Regions from separate parts of the Mus musculus genome. Here regions 2 and 3 are each linked to region 1. Evidence: chromatin loops called from intact Hi-C (ENCODE). Cell type or tissue: gastrocnemius. All regions are shown on one strand. Region 1 holds the start of Tmem250-ps (transmembrane protein 250, pseudogene). Region 2 holds the start of Ubac1 (ubiquitin associated domain containing 1). Region 3 overlaps Nacc2 (nucleus accumbens associated 2, BEN and BTB (POZ) domain containing).

The links. Hi-C counts contacts between places; a loop is a spot of excess contacts. Peaks named below come from ENCODE experiments on the same cell type or tissue, not always from the same donor. Only the 100,000 strongest peaks of a DNase experiment are listed, where the experiment ranks them.
Region 2: a loop joins it to region 1, with 5 times the contacts of the local background. A loop is called at or near these places in 34 of 42 quality-filtered maps.
Region 3: a loop joins it to region 1, with 12 times the contacts of the local background. A loop is called at or near these places in 26 of 42 quality-filtered maps.

Annotation. Positions count from the first base shown.
Region 1 is chr2:26,139,704-26,144,703 of GRCm38, forward strand. Tmem250-ps (transmembrane protein 250, pseudogene) reads right to left here and starts at 803. Exons shown (of 2, transcript NM_001256521.1): 1 at 436-803. In gastrocnemius, a CTCF peak has its summit at 2,459 (motif pointing left); DNase peaks (open chromatin) are centred at 841, 1,333, 2,434, 2,720 and 1 more place; H3K4me3 peaks cover 1,670 bases; H3K27ac peaks cover 2,453 bases.
Region 2 is chr2:26,021,712-26,026,711 of GRCm38, forward strand. Ubac1 (ubiquitin associated domain containing 1) reads right to left here and starts at 49. Exons shown (of 10, transcript NM_133835.2): 1 at 1-49. In gastrocnemius, a CTCF peak has its summit at 2,779 (motif pointing right); DNase peaks (open chromatin) are centred at 54, 2,540 and 2,757; H3K4me3 peaks cover 587 bases; H3K27ac peaks cover 604 bases.
Region 3 is chr2:26,052,227-26,057,226 of GRCm38, forward strand. Nacc2 (nucleus accumbens associated 2, BEN and BTB (POZ) domain containing) reads right to left here. Exons shown (of 6, transcript NM_001037098.1): 6 at 3,310-5,000. Among named protein-coding and RNA genes, the nearest start is that of Ubac1, 33 kb to the left of the region's middle. In gastrocnemius, a CTCF peak has its summit at 3,046 (motif pointing right); a DNase peak (open chromatin) is centred at 3,037.

The sequences.
Region 1 (5,000 bases):
TAGGTCCTGAGCAAATGGCCGCCAGCGCAGCTGCGGCCGAGGCGCAGTGGGAGGAAACCTGTCCCGAGCCGGGGAGGCTTAGCTATGTTTTACCCAGCTAGACAGGGCAATGGCCTCATTCAGGCGTGTCACTGGACACCGCACAGGAGGGGGATGCGGTCTGCAGCAGGTGTACTCGGGTGGAGGTGCATGCCATGGCGCGGCCCGGCGCGGGGCACGCGTCTCTGAGCACGGGACCCTAGAGCAGGACATCCAGCTCTCCAAGGCCCGCTAACTCGGCGCGTGGAGATACGACCCTCACTAGCCATAGGCTACGCGCGACCCCGGCCCTCAGCCCGCGTTTTCTGCGGGCGCCACTTCCGGTGTCGGGGCGCCGTTGCCGTGGAGACGGCCCTTAGGTCCGTGGCCGGTCCCCGCCCGTCCTCGGCGGCTCACCCGGTGCCCTCTCCGTGGCGGTGCCGGTGTCCGGAACCATGCGGCGGGCCGACGGTGCTGGGGACCGGGCCTGCGGCTGAGCTTGTGCCCCGGGGGTGCGACGCCAAGGCGGGCACATGCCGCCGAGGACGGGGTCGCTTCGCGCGGCCCTTCAGTTGCCCCCGGCTGGCTCTGGCCCGGAGGGGAGGGCGCTCCCGGGCCGGGCCCGAGGCGTTTGTCCCAGCGTGGGAGCCGTAGTGTTGTCCCTCGGCGGCCACCGTAGCACGGTCTTCACGCCCCCTCCGCCCGCGACGACACGGTGAAGCCTCGCAGCGCCCACCGCGGGCCCGCGCGGAGCATCCAGGAATTCCTCATTATCCGAGGACGCGCACTAGCGTGCGCGCGCCGTGAGCCGACCGTGACGTCATTGGCCCGCGGCCTCAGCCGGAGCGTGAGTTTAGCTCTCCCGCGCAGGCGCAGATGGGAGAACTAAGGGCGAGGAGGCTGGTCCTCTCCGTGTCAGTGCGCGTGCGCGAGTGTGGGAGGGGCTTTCTCGCTGTGGTGTGAGCTTGTCTCCTTTCTGGTGGTGCGGTGGAGTTTTTCCTGTGTCCCAACGCGCGCCGCTGGCACCCAGAGAGCAGTGACGGTTGCAGATGAAGCGATCTCGTGCTTTAGGGGTACTCGCTGTAGAGCACAAGGATCCTGGAAGCGCCAAAAGAAAGAGTTAAGCTGGTGTGTCACCGGTCTAAATGACCTTGCCAGGTTCCTGCAAGCAGGTGTGGTAGGTTTCAGTTAAAAGTTGATGTGTGCGTTTGTTGCTAGGATGTGGAGAGAAGGTTGGGTCAGGCCATCATCCCATGACGGACCGGAAAGTAGCCTTACAGGGTTATCCTACATTGACCCTCCTGCTTACCCAGGCGTCAAATGCAGGCTCCCAGGGAAGAGAAACAGACCCTTTGCAGGAAAGGGGAACCTAGGGCTGGCTGCAAGGCACCTTTGCACTTCACAGGGAACACTTGGAGGCCCCAGCCCACGCAAGACCAAGAGCAGCTACAGGCAGTGGCATGTGCACATCCTGCCAGTACAGCCCACAAATGAATGAATAGATGTAAAAATAAGTGAATGTGCCATATGTCATTATACTCTCTTTTAATCACAGCACTCCAGAGGCAGGCGGATCTCTGTAAGTTCTATGCCAGCCAGGTCTTCTTGGTGAGAGTATGTCAAACACATCTTGGGTCAGTGAGATGGCTTGTGGGTAAAGGCACTTGCCACCAAATTAACAATCCTTGGTACCCACATAACAAAGGTGAAAATTGATGCCCTCCTGTTGCCCTCTGACTTACACACACACACACACACACACACACACACACACACACCATGCACACAGAAGTAATGCTTACAATAAGTCTAAGTCAACTGGAGCCCCTGGACTATGTGACCCTGTCTCGAAACAATAAGAAGCATTTCCTCCCCTGGCCTGAGTTTCTGTCACCCTGGAGTGATGATCTTCTGTTTTCTTGATCGTCCCCTCCTTTAGCTCCCCCCTTGGTTCTGTCCCTACTAGAGATGTCCAGTTTCTCTACTTTTTCTGTCCCTCTGTCCCTTTCCACTTGTTCAGCCCTGTTGCTCCTGTAAGAGCCCTCAGAGTCCTCTACACCTCTGACTTTGAGGCTCTCTCCCTCTGAGGTTGGGCAGGTAGCTGCTGCTGACAGCTCTTGGCCTCTAATGTTGGACCACTGGACGGAGACTGAAAGCACCCTGAACGTCTCACTAAAGGATGCTTCTTGTGACCTCTACTCTCTTGCTTTCTGCTAGTTCTTGGAAGTGTTGGGTACCACCACCCACGAACTGATTCCAGAATGATCCAGACCACAGCAGGGTCATCCCCAAGGATAGGATCCAATCTCAGTTGTTCTGTTTGCTATAGGACAGTCCCGCCATAGAAAGTCTACCTGAAGTCTGTCTGTCAGCTTCCACCCTGCTATCTGCTCTGGGCTTCTCAGTGGGCAAGCACTGGACAGTGGCCTGGCGCCACCTGCTGGGACTGTGCACGGCATGTCCCAGACTTTTTTTAAATTTTTATTTTATTTTATTTTATTTATTTATTTTGGTTTTTCAAGACAGGGTTTCTCTGTGTAGCCTTGGCTGTCCTGGAACTCACTTTGTAGACCAGGCTGGCCTTGAACTCAGAAATCTGCCTGCCTCTGCCTCCCGAGTGCTGGGACCACCACACCTGGCCCCAGACTCTTAAAGACCTACAGAAATGAGAGGAAGGTATAGTCCAAACCCAGGCACGGGGCCCATGGGACTGAGGCCATCTCATTTGTGTCTGTGGCTGCCTTGGTGCCATCTTTACAGAACAGTCAGAGCCGGGTAGCATCAGGACCCAGTGGCCTTCGTGCTGTCCGCACTGCCTGAGAGTGGGTGCAACCCTCACTTGAAATGATGCTTTCCTGCCAGGCAGTGGTGGCGCACGCCTTTAATTCCAGCACTTGGGAGGCAGAGGCAGGCGGATTTCTGAGTTCGAGGCCAGCCTGGGCTACACACAAAGAAAGAAAGAAAGAAAGAAAGAAAGAAAGAAAGAAAGAAAGAAAGAAAGGAAGGAAGGAAGGAAGGAAGGAAGGAAGGCTGTTTTCTTCACTTTGAGCTTCTCTCCTCTGTGCTGAGTGAGGAAACAGGCCATTTGAATCCATATAAAGCACTTCAAGGACACCAGCTCAGCCTCCCTTTCACTGACAAGGTGAGAGATTTTTCTTAAGTTTACTTGCTATGTGGCATGTGGTCCTTCCACATCATCTTCACCTCAGATGCCAGCTCTTGCACCATGCTGTATGTAGCAGGTGTCACTTGTCAACTCTGCACACTCTAGCCACTGTTTGCTGGAGGCTTAGTCCTTCCTGGTCCTTGGTGACTGAATTTCAACCTGAGACAGTGATAGTTCTTGATAAAATCCCCTGGTCTCTTGTATCCCTGACACAATTACTTCTTTACCCCAGGATTCCAAGATGGGTGCCCTTCTTGGGCTGTCGTCATGGTAGAAATGACAGATGTTTGCCAGGAGGTGGTGGTGCACACCTTTAATCTCAGCACTCTGGAGGCAGGGGCAGGTGGATCTTGGAGTTCGAGGCTAGCCTGGTCTACAGGATGAGTTCTAGGATAGCCAGAGTTACATAAACACTGTCTTGAAACAACAAAAACAACAACAACAACAAAAAGAAATGGTGCTGAGTAGGCTGCCTGCTCTGTGTCCCAGCCACCGCTTCCAGCTAGGATTAAAGACTCAGCCTCCCTGGTCTCAGTCCCCTTGTCTGTAAAGTGAGGAAGCAGTGCATAGGCCCTCACAGAAAGTTGTGGACCTAGCTTTGTTGGTCCAGTAAAGCTGGCAGAAGATGGCCTGGCCCACAGCAAGGCACTTCTCTTCCTGCTGCTCCAGAAGCAGCATTCAGGTAGCCCTGTATGGTCCCTTCTGTGAGGACAACACTTCATATTGCCCAGAGCTCACTGAGTGACTTAGGAGGCCAGGTCACAGAGCTCACTGTGGTACCCTCCCTGCCCTCACGGACTTCTCCCAGGAACTGGAGGGATGGCATAACAGCTGACAGTTGCCACCTTGAGCCCTGTAGGGAGAAACTGAAGGCCTCTGGCCAGCAGCCAATGCCAGCTTGCTGTCTGCAGTGAGATGATGACCCAGAAACACTGCCAACCTGAAAACACTGCAAGTCCCTTCACCAGCAGACAGCTCAAGCATCCTTTCTGCAACCTGCAGAAGTTCCTGGCTTGTAGAACCGAGAGGGAGAGAAGACCCTTGAGTTGAATTATGTTCTGCACACCTGTATGTTGACGTCCTAACCCTAAGGGTGTCAGCATGTAACTATTCGGAGACTTGAGGCCTTGAAAGAGGTCAGTACTGTAAAGTGGAGTCTCTATGGTGATAGGTCCTAATCCAAGATGACTGGAGATCATGATACAGACAAACATGCAGAGGAACACACACATGCATGTGTGCACACACAGGAGGGATGCCCAGATGCCGTGAAGGCTGGGATGGGAGGCAATGGATACCTGTTGGGTAAACTGCCTCTCTCTAGGCGTTTGTTACAGCAGGAGGTGTAGATTAGTCCATTCCCCACCCCTCCTCCTCTTTTTTATTTATTTTTTATTTTGGTGGTGCTAAGGGTTCAGCCAGGATTAAGCATACTAGGCTATGTTGTATTTCAGTGAAGTCCACCACTTTCCATGTGATGTCACTGACCTCAGGCAAGGATCGTCCTGAGCTTATAGGCCACACAGGCCAATACAGTCCACAAGACACACAGGCCACCCTTGTTTCCCCGGGTTAAGGGAGGGCATGTGGTCCCAACACCCTCTGTCCCTCATCATTCAAAGTCCTCCCACACTGTCTGAGCCACTGCCCTGTGCCTTAGTCATCCTGTGAGTTATTGCTTCTGCCTGCCCAGAGTCTTAAGTGAGAGGCTTCTGGGCTGCCTCTGCTTTCTGCTCCGCTCTGGTGTAAACATGCACGGGACAAGCTCATTCCTGTCTGTGGCTGTTTGGTGCCATTCTAACAGCATTCAGGGCTG
Region 2 (5,000 bases), 120 kb before region 1:
TGCCACTGCCCGTGTCGCCGTAGCCGCCCGGAGCGCGCGGTCGCAGCCGCGCCGGAAGTGCGTAATGAGCGCCCGTGGGTATGCCGGGAAATGTGGTTTTTTTTTGGCAGGCATTCTGCTGTTGCCCACCCCACCCCCCGCACCCCCCGCCCGCACCGCGCCGGAAATAGGTAAAGTGCACCAAGGCACGCCGGGAGTTGTCGTTCCCAGGCAGGCTCACGGCCCCCTTACCAAAAATTAATGTGTGAGGTGGGTCAGATGCATACCGGGAGTTGTAGTTCTCCATATACCTCATTCCTTCAGCACCTCCCAGCCTTGTTACCTGATTTGCTGGTCTGTTGGAATTGAAAAGGGCTCCGGAGTCAAGTACACAAGATAATACGTCTGGGTCAGGGCACTAGAAATGTGTCACAGTTGTAAGTGCTTGTATGCCATGCACAAAGCCCTGGGTTTGCTCCTCGGCGCAGCATACGCCTGGCACAGGTTTATAATCCTGAACGTTTAGGCAGAACCAGAAGGTCAAACAGGTCATCCTTGACTACATAATGAGTTCAGAACCACTCTGGAATACAAGCCTGCATAAAACACATACAAATGCGCGTGCGTACACACACACACACACACACACACACACACACACACACACACACACACGCATGCGCGCACACACTCACACATACGGGATGGGGGGCCCTGGCTCGGTGGTTAGGATTACTTTCTACTCTTGCTGAGGATCCTGTGTTTCTCAGAACCCACAATGGTGCTTCAGAATTATCTTGAAGATCAGACACACTGTTGATACATATATGTAAGCACAATACTTACAAAATAAATCTTTTTAAGCTAAAAAAAAACAAATAAAAAATAAATAATATCATAATTATTAGTGATCCAGGAATGGTGGTGTGGAGGTAGGAGGAACAGTTCAAGTTCATAGTCATCTTTGACAAGATCCATGAGCTCTTGCCACAGATCTGTGTCTTGGCAGATGGTACAGAACTAAGCAATAAGGGTTGTGAGGAGTGGGTCTGAGGCCCCTCCAGCTGGTCTTCAAGTTCCCCAGGCCTCTCCCCAACAAACCCCTTGCTCTTTGTCCAAAGCCTAGGCTACTAAGCCCCAGTCTTCAGAGGCCTAATGTCCTCTTTCTCTTGGAAGCCTGTCATGGTGCCACCTAGGGCATAATAAGAATGTTTGCAAGTATTTCCACATAGCCCATTCAGCATCCTACCACTGGATATACTGAAAGAAGTACCCAGAGGGACACGGGACAAGTCCCTTCCATATGCTTGATCTGGCTCTCCAGGATTCCCAAGAGTGAAGTGAGCAGAAGGAATTGTGGAGACAGTGATCTTTGCAATGTGTGTATGAGGTCCCTTTGGAGCTGGAGACAACAGATCCTCTCCTCCAAAACCTCCAGGCTTCTATGTGAACACAGAGATACCCCTCAGAGCACTATGAGGAAGGATAGGCTGCCCAGCCTCCCAGGTCAGCCTTACTACAGAAGCCCGGCAGGCACAGCTCTGTGGGTGCTCATGCAGTATTCAAGGGAGAATGCATCTCCCTCTACTCACCAGCTGGGCTAAGGCAAGGAGCTTGCATGGAGACTCAGCTTCTGCCCATCTGGTGCCATTCTGTACCTTGTCCAGTTTCAGTCTCTGCTTCAGAGAACATGCTGTCCCCTCCCTGCCTGCCTATAGGAAGGCGCGTGCTCGTAGAGTACCTGCTGTTTATGCTGGGGATGCAACGGGGAGGGTTGAGTGAAGTTCCTTGGCTGGCAGATCCTGTTTTCCTGCGATGGGCCAGCCAGACAAGGCTCTGAAGACTCTTTTTTTCTTTTTAAAGATTTATTTATTTATTTATTTATTTATTTTATTTATTTATTATATGTAAGTACACTGTAGCTGTCTTCAGACACTCCAGAAGAGGGCGTCAGATCTCGTTACGGATGGTTTTGAGCCACCATGTGGTTGCTGGGATTTGAACTCAGGACCTTTGGAAGAGCAGTCAGTGCTCTTACCCGCTGAGTCATCTCACCAGCCCGAAGACTCTTAATTAAAGCAACAGAAATTAGTTTTAGCCACCCCAGAGGAAAAAAAGAAATGTACAGAGTGGTCCCTAGGGGCTCTCTCAGAATCTCCACTGGCCAAGAAGACTAGGTAAAAGTCGGAAGTTCATTCAACACAGGGCCCACCTAGGCAAACACAGTACTACCTTCACACTGGATCCCCTAGTCCAGGCCCTACCTCACAAAGCTTGACAAGTAAGATCCAAGCAACCTGTAGCTTGTAACACTACTTACACCCTTAGGGTCACCTTCCTATCTATATGGTTTTCAAGAACAGAACAAGTCAGATGCTCCCAGAGCCAGTCAGCTCTCCATCTCAATTGGTCTGAGTATGACAGGTCCAGGGCCCATCTAGGAACCAGAGAGCCAGTCTTGGCAGATCTGTGGCAAGATGGCTGCCACACCAGGTACTGGTTCCACTCCAGCACCAAGAGTTCACAGGAGGAGGTGGCTGACAGGAACATGGCCCTCCTTCCCATGGCCTCCTACCCTCTGCCCTGGCAAGCACCCTGGGGAAACATGCCCTGTGTAGTGTCATGTACATGTTATGTTGTAATGTAGTACATGTTGTGTTGGCATTAGCTATGGTAGACAAGGTGGGAAGGCTCTCCCTGCAAAAAGGGCATCAGCTCTGATACAAATGCTTCTGCTAGTCATGAACAGGACAGAGTCCCCACACTGCAAATTTTACCAAAAAAGGGGGATACTGCAATACCTGGAGCAGACCACTAGAAGGCGCGAATAAGCCACTGTCAGCTCAGAGCAGGTATTTGTGAGTTGGCTGGTTGTATGGAATGAATGTGCATACTGTGTAAGCATGTATATGGATGTACATATGTTTGTGTACAGATGTATATGAATGCATTTATATGGGAGTATGCTGGTGTGTGTTTGTGTCTGTAGGAATACCAGTATGTATGGTACTGGTAGGTGGTGAACATAAACGCAGGAGCAGGTGTGCAGGTGAGCAGGTGAGCAGGTGTGCAGGTGTGCAGGTGTGGGTTCGACCTGGAACCCCAAGGCTTGGCAACCTGCAGAATGGGATGTGTAGAGCACTGAGGAGCAGCACCACCAGAGGAGGTTGCTGGGAATGGGCCATGAAGGATAACTGTGTTTTCCAGGCAACAAGTGAAGGAAATAGAAGGGCATGCTTCCATGCTCCCCTGTGGTGCACTGAGGGGATCCAGTTTGAGAAGTGTATCTCTGGTCCAACACTTTACAATAGGAGAGAGGGGAGACAAAGCCAGTACCAGGTCATCTGATTCAGCTTCTAAAGAGCCCCTATCCCCCCACCCCACCCCACCCTCACCCCAAGGCCTTCCTGAGCTGCCTAAACACCAGCCACCATGGCTGACCACGGTTAGAGTGTCCTGGGATAGCTACAGCTCCACAAAGGAGCCTGTGGCTCGAAACAACAGGAATGTTTTCTCACCTGTGCTGGGGATTCGTGATCAGCATCAAGTTCCCATTGGGACTGGCCATCCCAGGCCCCTCCCAGCGGCTCTCTCAGCCCTGGACACCCTTAACCTTGGCTCATATAGCTGGACTATTCCCTGCTGAGTCTTCGTGTTCTCTCCTCTTTCTTTCTTGGTTTTTGTTTGTTTGTTTGTTTTGTTTTGTTGGTTGGTTTTTTGTTTTTTGAGACAGGGTTTCTCTGTGTAGCCCTGGCTGTCCTGGAGCTCACTTTGTAGACCAGGCTGGCCTTGAACTCAGAAATCTGTCCGTCTCTGCCTCCCAAGTGCTGGGATTAAAGGCGTGCACCGCCACCGCCTGGCGTGTTCTCTCCTCTTATAAGGAAACCCGTTATTGAATCAGCACCACCCAAACTAGAACAAGCTCATCTGAGATCTTAAACCAAAGGACCTAAAGACCCCCTCCTTCAAAGCCATATTCTCGGGTTCCAAGTGGGCATGAGTTTGGGGACCTTCAAGTTGCAGCACTAGCGGAGAGGCCGTGGGCACTTACTAGCACAGGACTGTGTTGCTGTCCCCTATCCTCCCTATGCTACCCCATTCTGCACATACAAGCCCCCGCCTCCCAGTGACATTTGGGCTCAATTTTGACCTCTCAGCTCCCCGGGAGGTCAGCCCCAAGGATCCAGTGCCCAAGGTGGACAGAAATGAGGCAGAAAGAACCTCCCACCCCCAAGCCACAGCATCAGGAGTTGTGAAATGTGAGTGATCCCCAAGGTTAATTAATTATTACATTAAAATGCACCCGTTAAGGGGCCGCAAACAGGAAGTATTAATCACCATCTCCTCAGACTGACAGGCGCATTTCCCTAAGTTCTGCTGGCTGCTGACTTAACCAAATGTTAATCTCCCCGCGGCTGCCATTTCCCATGAAGTCACAGCTCATGAATATTCCGACATCTCAATTTGCTTTTTATAAGGACAGACTTATTATTTCATTTTTAAGTTTACTGTCATGAATAGTAATTTGCCAGCTCCCAAAATAATGAGATAGCAGCCATCATTCCAGTCATCTGGGAGCTGGGCTCTGTTTCTTCCTCAAGGGACCAAGGGGACACCAGGACACCTTGCCACTCTATCAGCTTAGGGGAATATCAGTGGTAGAACCAAGAGCAGGCTACCCCTGCCCCAGCACTGGGATACTGTCCACTCTTAGGCTCCTGTGACTGGAGCGAAAGGATGGGAAGCTTGGCCCAGACCAGCACAGGCCCCGAATTCAAGTCCTAGCTTTGGTGTAGGCTAGACCTGTGTAACCTTAACTTCCACAAGCTTTTCTGTCTGGAAGTATGAACTAGGACTGGACACCTAGCTGGACTTTCTGCATCTCCTCTGTGTCTCTGAAACAAAAAGTCAAAACCCAGGGGTCTGGCCTGATGTCAACCTTCCATTTTGCGCTAGTAGAAATGGTGGTGCCTCGGAACTGGATGAAGTGGTAAAGCCTCCTGCAGCCTTTCTGGGAGCAG
Region 3 (5,000 bases), 87 kb before region 1:
TTTTATTTTTATTTTTATTTTTATTTTTATTTTTATTTTTTGGTTTTTGGTTTTTCGAGACAGGGTTTCTCTGTATAGCCCTGGCTGTCCTGGAACTCACTTTGTAGACCAGAACTCAGAAATCCTCCTGCCTCTGCCTCCCCGAGTGCTGGGATTAAAGGCGTGCGCCATCACAGCCCGGCTGCAATCAGTGCTCTTAACCACTGAGCCATCTCTCCAGCCCAGGGTAACATATGTTTTTAATTATATTTCTTGAGCAAGAGAAACAAATGGCCCAGAGTCTGCTTGGGAATCAGAGGACAACTTGCTGACGTCAGTTCTCTACTTCCACTGTGTGGATTCCAGGGATTGAATTTAGGTCATCAGGCATGGCAGCAAACACCTTTACCTACTCACCAGCCCTCCTGAGATCATCTCTGCTCCTGAGACAACCCCAGGATAGAACCACATACACACTCGGGCCACTCCCCATAGAAACCTTACCCTGCTCCTGCCCAGACAGCTGCCACGGTCCCTGAGGAGGCAGCCTGCTTTGTTTGAATTCCGTCTTCCTCCTCCCCATAAATCAGTTAAGGATCTGCGAAGACTGGCACCAGCTTCATGGCCAGGAATGCTTGAGTCCAAGTATGGGAGCAGGGGTCTGGCTTAGTGTCCCTGCAGGCTCTGGATTCTCTCAACTCCCAAGTCGTCCAGGCACTGAGCTCCTCCCATTCAGCAAAGAGCCTGCTGCACCTCCTTCTGAGCCTGGTCTCTTTGGTTCTCTCTGAGCTCTAGGACCCCAACCGAGGTGGTAAATGTCCAAGGTCAATGTGGTAGTTTCATCCTTCTGTAGGGGCAGAGACCTCCCTGCTTTCAGTACTAGATCCTTGAATCCACCTCCTCCCCTCAGCCCTTCTGCAGAAGCCCGTGGGGATCCAGGTGACCTTCTGGGGTTGGGAGCTGGAGCCTTAGGACAGTGCACAAAGCAGGCCTGCCTCTCCTACTGCTGCATGGCTCTGCCCTAGTTCTGAAGCTCCTCTGCCCTAACTGATGAAAAGGAAGGGAGCCCTCTGCTTTCCAACTGCTGCCCAGTCCTCACAGCTCCCTCTCCTTATGTAAGTACACTGTATGCAAGTACGCTGTAGCTGTCTTCAGACACACCCAAAGAGGGTGTCAGATTCATTACAGATGCTTGTGAGCCACCATGTGGTTGCTAGGATTTGAACTCAGGACGTTCAGAAGAGCAGTCAGTACTCTTAACCGCTGAGCTATCACTCTAGCCCCCCTCCTTTTCTTTCCTTTTCTTTTCTTCCTTCCTTCCTTTCTTTTCTTTTTTGTTGGTTTCTCTGAGTCCTAGCCATCTTGGAACAGTCTCTGGAGACCAGGCTGGCCTCATACTCACAGAGACCTGCCTGCCTTTGCTGGGATTAAAGCCATTCATACCCTCCCATCTCCTCACTTTCCTCTCGTTTGTGAAGGTCCCTCGATAAGTGGCCCATGACCTTTCACAGGCAGAGTTGTAATGGCAGCGAGAATCCTTTCGCCTTGGTAGGGATGGCTCTGTCCAAAGCCACATTAAGGTCCCTCTTAGACTGGTAGGGAAGGGCTGGCCCTCCTGTGAGCAATGCAGGAGTATGGGACTTAAGGACTTAACTGGGTCTATCATGTCCCCCAAGCCCACCTTCTGCTTGGACCAAAAGGCCGGGCAAAGCCAAGAACCTGCTAAAACACCAGCTTCCTCCTTAAAAGGGTAAGGACAAGGGATGGAAGGGGCTGTGCACACACGCAAGACACTGATACACATTTCCTGAGCATAGCAGATTTTGTCAGAGGCTTCCAGGTCACAGGGTCAAACCCCTAGTGGCACTTCACAGCCTTCTCTTTCTTGGAAAGCCAGAATGACTCTGGCATTTGACATGCACTGAGTGACCAATTTCAAAGTTCCTGTTAAGACAAAACCTGTCTTGCATCAATACTCCCTGACCCCCACAGGCCTTGGGGCCTTCTGGCCTATGCCCTTTCTGGTTCCTTAACAGTCAAAGTGCATGGCTAAGAATCCAGCCTGAGTGGATGAAGGCTAGGTGGGGGTGGTGGCTGCAGAGGTAGGGATTTTAGAGCCAGGGTAATATGTCCTGAAAAGGGATGTGTCTCTATTGTTCCCCCACCCTGCCCCTCCCCTGAATGTGGGCATGGATCCATTGACTCTGGACCAAGCTGGAGTTGGTGGTAGGATGTAAAAGGGGGGGGGCTTAATGCTCACCTCTCACACCTGTGTCCTTGTTCTTTGAGCATTTGGATGGGGACAGGGTGGGAGCATTGAGGCTCCCATAGGAGATGGCTCTGGATGAGCCTAAACCAGTATCCTACCTCAAACACTCCTTTAAGAGGGCGATTGAGCTGGGTGATGGTGGACAACTTTAATCCCAGCACTCGGGAGGCAGAGGCAGGTGGATTTCTAAGCTCAAGGCCAGTCTGGTCTACAGAGTGAGTTCCAGGAGAGCTGAGGCTGCACAGAGAAACCCTGTCTCAGAAAAGGGGTGGGGGAGAGAGAGAAGGAAGACGAAGAAAGGAAGAGGAAGAAGGAGAGGAGGGGGAGGAGGAGAGTGACCATGCTGTGCTGGACAGGGCTCCAGGACACCTTTTTCTGGGGACATATACATGGCACAGACCTACTAGCTCCAGATGAGACAAAAACAAACAAACACAGGTGAGTTAGGGAATCTATCTCGAACTCCACAGAGCAGGTAGTATGAAGCATAGAAAGGGAGCCAGAGATTGGGATCCCATCAGGTAACCAAAAGTGGCCCTGGGGAAACCCCTCACGGGCTGCAAAAGCATGAGCAATAAGGTTCAGAAGGGAGTCATCTTTAGTAATGGGACGTACAGAGTCAGGGTTCAGGGTAAGACCCCAGAGGCTGCTTCCAGGACCCTCTTCCGAGACTCATGTTAAAGCCTGCTCACCCACGGCAAGGGAAGAACAGCTGCCAGGCCTAAACCCAGAACCCCAGTGCAGCCCAGATAAGCTCCACCCACATGCAATTGTCCCTCTGCCCACTTGGGGGCAGGCCTGGCCAAGGGGAGGGGACATAGGGAGCCACACATCCAAAGGAGGGAGGGCAGGTGGGCCAGATGAAGAGGAAGAGCCATTTTGTAGACAATACATTGAATAAAACCATTACTCAGTCTAGGCAGTGGCACCCTCATATCTCTCTCAAATAGCGACTTTTTGGGGACAGGCAGCCCCATGTTCTTCCACAGCTAAATCTCTTCCCAACTTCTCTCCAATACTGTGTCCCCATTCCCACTGGTCAAGCAAAGGTCAGGAAAGCTGGGTTTGAATTGACTTTATTATTCTGTAAATGTGAACTTTACAAAGCGCCTTACAGTTAACGAGAACATCCTTTTGTCATGGATTTCCACTTCTGAAACAGCTCTGAGCACAGGCTCAAAGCTCTAGGGTTTCCCTGGTCGGCTTGCGGACATAGCTGTGTTTGTTTGTTTTATTTTTTGTTGTTGTTATAGATACAATGTTTTCAGCCATGGCTACAAAGTAACAGTCTTGTCACTACGGGGGTCACAGCACAGAGAGAGGAGGATGCTGGAGGGACAAAACAAAAGGAAACCAAAAGAAACCAAAAACCAAAGCCTCCTCCTCCCTAAAAAGAAAGCCAAGATGTGGTGTCTGCTCTAGCTCAGTGGTTCTGTGAAGGCCTCCTTAGAGGTAGGGGAGCACTGACTTTATTAACTTAATTCCTAACAGTCATGAATTATGATGCTACTTTAACCCCTGGACAGTGCCTTCAAAACAACCCCCTTCCTCCGGTCCTGTTCTCCAAACATCCCCCTGAAGGGATTAATGTTCTTCTTGCACCCAGAGACACCCAAAATGTTCAAGTCAAAAATATTTATACATTTTATACCGAGTTATCTTTTTGTCTGCTAAAAATAGTATTGCAAATTTTGGCTTCCTTTGACATAAAAATCACAATCGAGCTTGCAGTGAGGGGACCAATGGGACACAAGCAGAGGCTATTCAATCAGAAGGTTTTAGATCCTGCATCCTTTTCCTTTCTAGGAAAACAAAACAAACAAAGCAAACACCTTTGCCACTTTTGAAACACTTTGTACTGAGCCCTTCTTCTAGCAGCATAGGCTGAGCTGCCTGACATGCAGAACCACCCAGCAGCAGCACCTTTCCACGAAGTGAAGTGCGTAAAGCTGACAGATCATGTGCTTGTCGCCATTCCCATCTGGGATCTGCGGCAAGCAGGTTCTAACAGGGTCTTTCGAGTTTTCAGCTGGTTGATAGGCCACCTGCTCTTCCCCAAGTCAGCTAAGAATCACCATCTTTAGGGAACCCAAGCAGAGGACAGTGGGGCAGAGCACAACATGCACTGGGCTTGGGAAGGTCCTGCTGTTGAAGCAGGTAGCAGCAGGCACCCCACAGTCCCTTGGAGGGGACTGGCCCTGTCAGCTTGCCAGCTCTCACAGCCCCTTTCTGCCTTCCTTTAGGTTCTAAACAAACACCACACATCTAGTTTTCTTCGAGGCCCACACCTGCAGTCACACCACAAAGGACCCCTCAGAGTCTCTCCTCAATTGCCTTTCATACATCACTGGCTGCATCTACATCCAAGGGCAAAGTAAGACACCAAATCAGATGTTAGCTGAAGCAACTGGTATAGAAAACAATACAGAATTCAAGTACTGAGACAGCCGGGCAGACAGGCAGCACCTCCAAGCTCACACTATCAGCCCTGTCTCTGGTCCCTTGCCCCAGACCTGCTGTATTCGTCCCAGCTGCCTCAGGGACTATTGTCTGCTCTGGGAGGACATAAGACTCATGGCTGGATCCAGCTCTGTCCCAGTAGCTCCAACCCTATCCAGTCCCGACTGTCGTCCTGGCAAAGATGCTGATGTAGCAATAGTTTCTACAATAGACTCTACATAGTATGTGCATATTGCTAGTAGTCAAGCTAGGAACAGAGGTGTAGACATCTGACAAATGCTGAGAGGCTCTC